Linked DNA regions of Mus musculus: region 2 is linked to region 1. A link is a loop called in an ENCODE intact Hi-C map of the cell type or tissue named here. Cell type or tissue: heart. All regions are shown on one strand.

Region 1 (2,500 bases):
AGCATTAATATTTGGGATAGGCATTGATTACTATACATGTTTTAAAAGAAAAAATATTATCAAACATAATATGCTTGTTTTCACCAAATAATGTCATATTAACAGTAGACATGTAAAATGTATGTCTATTTTACATAACTACTATATTATCAATTCTAATGTTTATTTATATATAGCAATCTCTTATGGCTATTCATATGACATGTTTCACTTTTTTCTATGAAGATTAATGGTAAACTGACCATTATTTTAGCAAATGTTACAGCAAATTGGTGATACACGTTGGAGATAAGTTTGCAAACACAATTTCTAGGTTAAACTATAATCATATTTATAAGATCCACAGTGAATACTAAGATTTCTTTCTAGAACCGATGTCATGTGGAAGGGTAAAGTTGCCTGTTTTCTAGGCAACAAGACTATTATTATAATGATTATTATCATTTCAGTAATAATCTCTTGATGTTTAACAGTCAAGTTTAACATTGCTAGACTTTACTTTGCATTTTTGTCATTTGTGAATTTTCCACTTTCATTTTATGTATATGTGATGTTGTATATGGTATTTGTGCTTGTGTGTATAGGTGTGTGTGTATGCATGTGTTTCAAAGGCATACACATGCTTCTGTATATGAGGAAATTAGAGGAGAACCTTATATGCTGGTTTTCATCTCCTACTTCATTTGAGATAAGATATATATGCAACTTGCTTATGTGAACCCCAGAATAGTTGGATAGTGTGATTCTTGGATCCTCCTGACTGTACCTCTCATCTCTCCTAGAGATCAGTGCACATGCAGATAGATGTGCACAGCTGTGCCCAGATTGGCTTAGATTGTGGGGATTCAAATGGAGGCACTCACACTTGTATAGCAGGTGCTTTACTCACTGGGACACTTCCTGCAAGATTTTTTCTACACATTTTTCCATGTTCATTTTGAGTTCAGATCCATATCCTGTTGTCTATTTTCTTCTTGCTTTCTTTTTTATTTAAACTTCTAAACACCATCAAGAAGCATATTCAGGTTGTCATGAGCACGTATGACCAGTATTTTATAAGTATCAAGGCTTTCTATTCTCACTCATCCTCACAGTTTAGGACTGAGCCATAGAACCAATATGTAGTTCCTGTCTTGGTTTGCTTCATTGAGTTGATAATGAGGATGCATATACATTTAAACTCACTCAGAGATCACCTATGTGCATGTTATGAGGCGATCACTCCTGAACATGAGCTTGTGCTAGATCATAAAAGGCTCAAGTGTCAGATTATTGACTTTCCTGTGGTCAACGGAGAGCCACTGTGAAACAAGGAAAGGTATATCAGGAGTGTCCAGAAGGTGGCGCCATTGTAACACATGTGCCGCCTGAGTGTGTTTCCCAGGAATGTAAGTTTCCATGGACCAGGTGGTCCAAGTGTGAAAGCACACATCTTCAGGAAGTCTCCAATAGACTAGACTGAGAAAAATCTTCTTTAAAGATGAAGTAAATACTAAGTCTTTTTAAGATATAATAGAGAAGTACCAAGCACATACAAATTTTCATGCATATGTTTGTATGCATTTCTGAATGTGATTGTGTTGTCTGTTTATACTCAGAATCTGTGGATTCCCTAATGCATGTAGATGGCAAGTTCCATTTCTCCCTCTCTGGATTCCTTCTCAGTTCTCAATGACAGAGATATCTACCTCTTTAATAGAACCTGTAAGAAGACATGAGGCTTCTGTACTCTACTCTTGTGCTTGTGTACATACAAGGCTATTCTGATATCAAAGTGCTTCTAGCTGGTTATTACTGGCCTATTTAATAAAGCCTTTTACATCTTAGCAGATGAAAATAGCATAAACTGAAGAACACAGTAAATTGTTTTGTTTCCTTACTATCACTACCAGCGGCAAAATGACAAATTCAATTTAACTAGCTATTTTCTTCCACGGAGAATGTCATGTGGCTTCAGTGATGATTCAGTGTTTCCAAGCGTCTTAAGATAGAAGAGAAGAGTTCGTAATTTCTCCATCATTCTAAGAAGCATTTACAATGTTTACCATCTATTATCATTTGGTTTCATTGTTTTCAGCTTCTCGTGTACATAAACACAAAGACGCTGGCTGAGCAATGTTTTTCCAATGTCTCCAGTGCTCTCCGTGAAGCATTCCGGACGACAGTAAGGCACAGGGCACATGGTCGGAGTTGGAATCGGGCTTCAAGGAGTCGGATGAACCGATGGTCAAGACGTTCTAGTTCAGAAGTTAGAAAATAAATAATGCCTGAGAGGAAGGATTCCTCAGCTCTGGGCAGCTGATACAGCAATAAAATAAATGGGCAGTAAAGCACACTTCCTGTTTTGAGAGTTCACATTTCACATTGGCAAAGCGCATCTCTTAAATGCTGTCTCCTGCTTCCATAAATAAACCTGGCACCTTTTAAAACACTTTCCCATCTGCTTCAGGATGAGGAGCGCATTATTGAATACACCTTGGGGAGCCTCAGAAACGGGAAA
Region 2 (2,500 bases), 150 kb after region 1:
GCCACAGTCCCACTAATAAGAATTGTCAGAGTTAAATATCTAAATGTTAACAAATGAACTTACAGATATTTCTTTTGGTCTAAGTACATCACGGAAAAGAAAAACAGGCCATTTAGAATGTCTGCCTTAGATTCAAGAGATTTCAGAAGAGACAAGCACCCTCCTGTGTCTGCCTTTAGATCTACCTGTGGCAAGTCACTTTGGCCACAGCCTTTCTACTTCGGTAGAATATTTACTGTACACCCAAGGAAATCACACACCTCAGCCTTCAAGTACTAGGAATGCACAACAGGAGATTAAAGCAAGGACTCTGAAGACAGACACGTCACTTAGCCTTCCTATGCCTCAGTTCCCTATCATGAAGTAGAGATATTATTGCTTGCTTTACAAGATCTGATAATAGCCAAAGATATTAAAAATGTCCTTAGCACATCCCCTGGCATGTATAAAACCTTCCATAAAGCTAAGCATTAAATTATTTTTATTCCTGTCCCTTTTCAGACACTTAATGGGATTCCAAGTTTAGGGATGATGCAGGGTGTCAGCAAGTGACACCCCCTCCTACTTCAGCAGGACAAAACAAAACAAAAAAAGAAAAAACAAACAAACAAACAAAACCAGGTAACGAGGGGAAAAAAACAGAAAGAAAAGTTTTAAGAAGGGTCTAATGAAAGTTTTTGGCTAGCTTTTCTCCTGTGGTGCTCACAGGCCTTGTGACACTGTAAGATTTGGCACACATTTCACTTCTGACAGGGGGAAAACAACTCAAAGATCAGCTGGTGACTGTCCTAGCCTAACAAAACCAAATGTCCAGACACTGGCTTATTTATGCACTTCTCCTTAGGACCTCCCAGGAATTCCTTCTCAGACCTGCCCCTCCTCCTAGCCGGGTCCAAGGCAGGCAGGAGCCTTTCCGGTTTGGTCATGGCCACCCTCAAGGTCACACCAGGTTTCAGAGGGCCCTCCCCGAGGGTGGCGAGCTCCATTCGACCCACACCTGTAGCAGTTCTTGGCAGAAAGCTCGCACTGAGCGCAGCGAGGCAAGGTCCAGCTCCTTAACGACCAGCTGGCCATCGGTGCCGTCGGGCCCGGCGCCCCCAGCCTGACAGAGCTCCTGCCTGAGCTGACCGGCCGCCTCCTCTGCTCGAGCGCGGTCCCGACATCCCATGATGACCCGCGCCCCCAGGCGGAGCAGCTCCGCCGCGGTGGCACGGCCCAGGCCGCTGTTTGCTCCGGTGATCAGCACTGTCTTCCCGTGCATGAGGCCCGGGTCCCCGCCTCCCTGCTGCCGCTGGTTTCTTGGCCCAGAGAACCGCCGGGCCGCCAGCCACAGCGCCCCGCCCAGTGCGGCCAGGAGCGCTGCGGCCACACTAGCCACTGCCATAACCTTCCGGGCCCGGTGCACTGGGCCTAGCGCACAGGTTCCGGAGTGCTATGGGGCCACCTACACGCGAAGGACTCTGGGGCGCCGCCTGCTGTCCTGGGCTACTGCGCGCGGGGCTTTCTGGGACTTGTAGTTTTGCTCCTAAGGCTGACTTGACTTAGCGTTCAGGAAGTACACATGAAAGCCCCAGCGGATTTATTTAGAAGTGGACAGTGTTAGAATTGGTTATATGCCTATAGACAAAATGACATTTCTTGGTAAAATTCTTGCCACACAAGGATAACAAAAGACACAGCCCCAGTTATCAGCAGTATTATTGATCAGACTCATTCCACCCTGAATATACCTTTTCTAGGTGATGCTGCATATAGAGATTCATTCATTTGACTAACACTAAAAGTGAGCAATGCTTTTTGAAAATTAATTAAGCTTCTTGTGAAACAACTTAAGTGTCAAAGTTCTAAACTTGTCTAAAGAGCCACCCATTACAACTTATAGATAGATGCAATGATATCCAACATCCTTAGCTTTAAAAAAGTAGAATGCTTGACTGTAGCTTGAAAGTTCAAAATTTTTTCCAAAAAGCAAAGAAAAACACCAAAGGAGCTAAGTTTTGTGGTCAAATTCTCAGAAATAACTAGTCACTCTAGCCATGCAAAACACATGCCGTTTGTAATACCAGACTGTTTATTTTTCCTCCCCATCCCTAGTTGCGTTTTTGAGCAATGCCATAAGGCACATGGGCCGTGATGGTACCAAATTTCTGTGCTGATTCAATGTGGAACATTTGGTCGTCGAAGAAGATGTGGGGCCGAATCTTCACTAAGATGGGACCTTTAGGGGCTCCAGCCAGGAAAAGAGCTTCATCTATCTCTAGACCCCATCGGCGAAGGGTCTTCAGCACACGGGCACCTGAACTCGCTGCACTACGAGCTGTAACCAGGTAGGTCCTGATGGGGCAAAGCAATCGTTCGTCTTTGGCATAGAATTTTTTCTGCAGTTTCCCTAAATCTTCCAGAAAGCTTTTAAGAGGACCCTGGAAAAGAGAACGTAAGTCTCAGCTGTGCAAGGGTGAGCAAAAGAGAAGTGATTACTGAAAACCAAACCAAACCAAAC

What was found. A loop is a pair of places that touch in the nucleus more often than their neighbours do. Peaks named below come from ENCODE experiments on the same cell type or tissue, not always from the same donor. Only the 100,000 strongest peaks of a DNase experiment are listed, where the experiment ranks them.
Region 2: it touches region 1 in a loop (3-fold over the local background); 2 of 42 quality-filtered maps call a loop at or near these places.

The regions. Positions count from the first base shown.
Region 1 is chr12:10,536,126-10,538,625 of GRCm38, reverse strand. No RefSeq gene overlaps it. Among named protein-coding and RNA genes, the nearest start is that of Gm38407, 91 kb to the right of the region's middle. In heart, a CTCF peak has its summit at 1,351 (motif pointing right); no DNase peak of the experiment used is centred here.
Region 2 is chr12:10,389,724-10,392,223 of GRCm38, reverse strand. Nt5c1b (5'-nucleotidase, cytosolic IB) reads right to left here. Exons shown (of 9, transcript NM_027588.3): 9 at 2,050-2,420. The coding sequence ends at 2,091. Rdh14 (retinol dehydrogenase 14 (all-trans and 9-cis)) reads right to left here and starts at 1,444. Exons shown (of 2, transcript NM_023697.2): 1 at 998-1,444. The coding sequence starts at 1,384. In heart, CTCF peaks have their summits at 1,265 and 1,472 (motif pointing left); DNase peaks (open chromatin) are centred at 933 and 1,403; H3K4me3 peaks cover 1,789 bases; H3K27ac peaks cover 1,514 bases.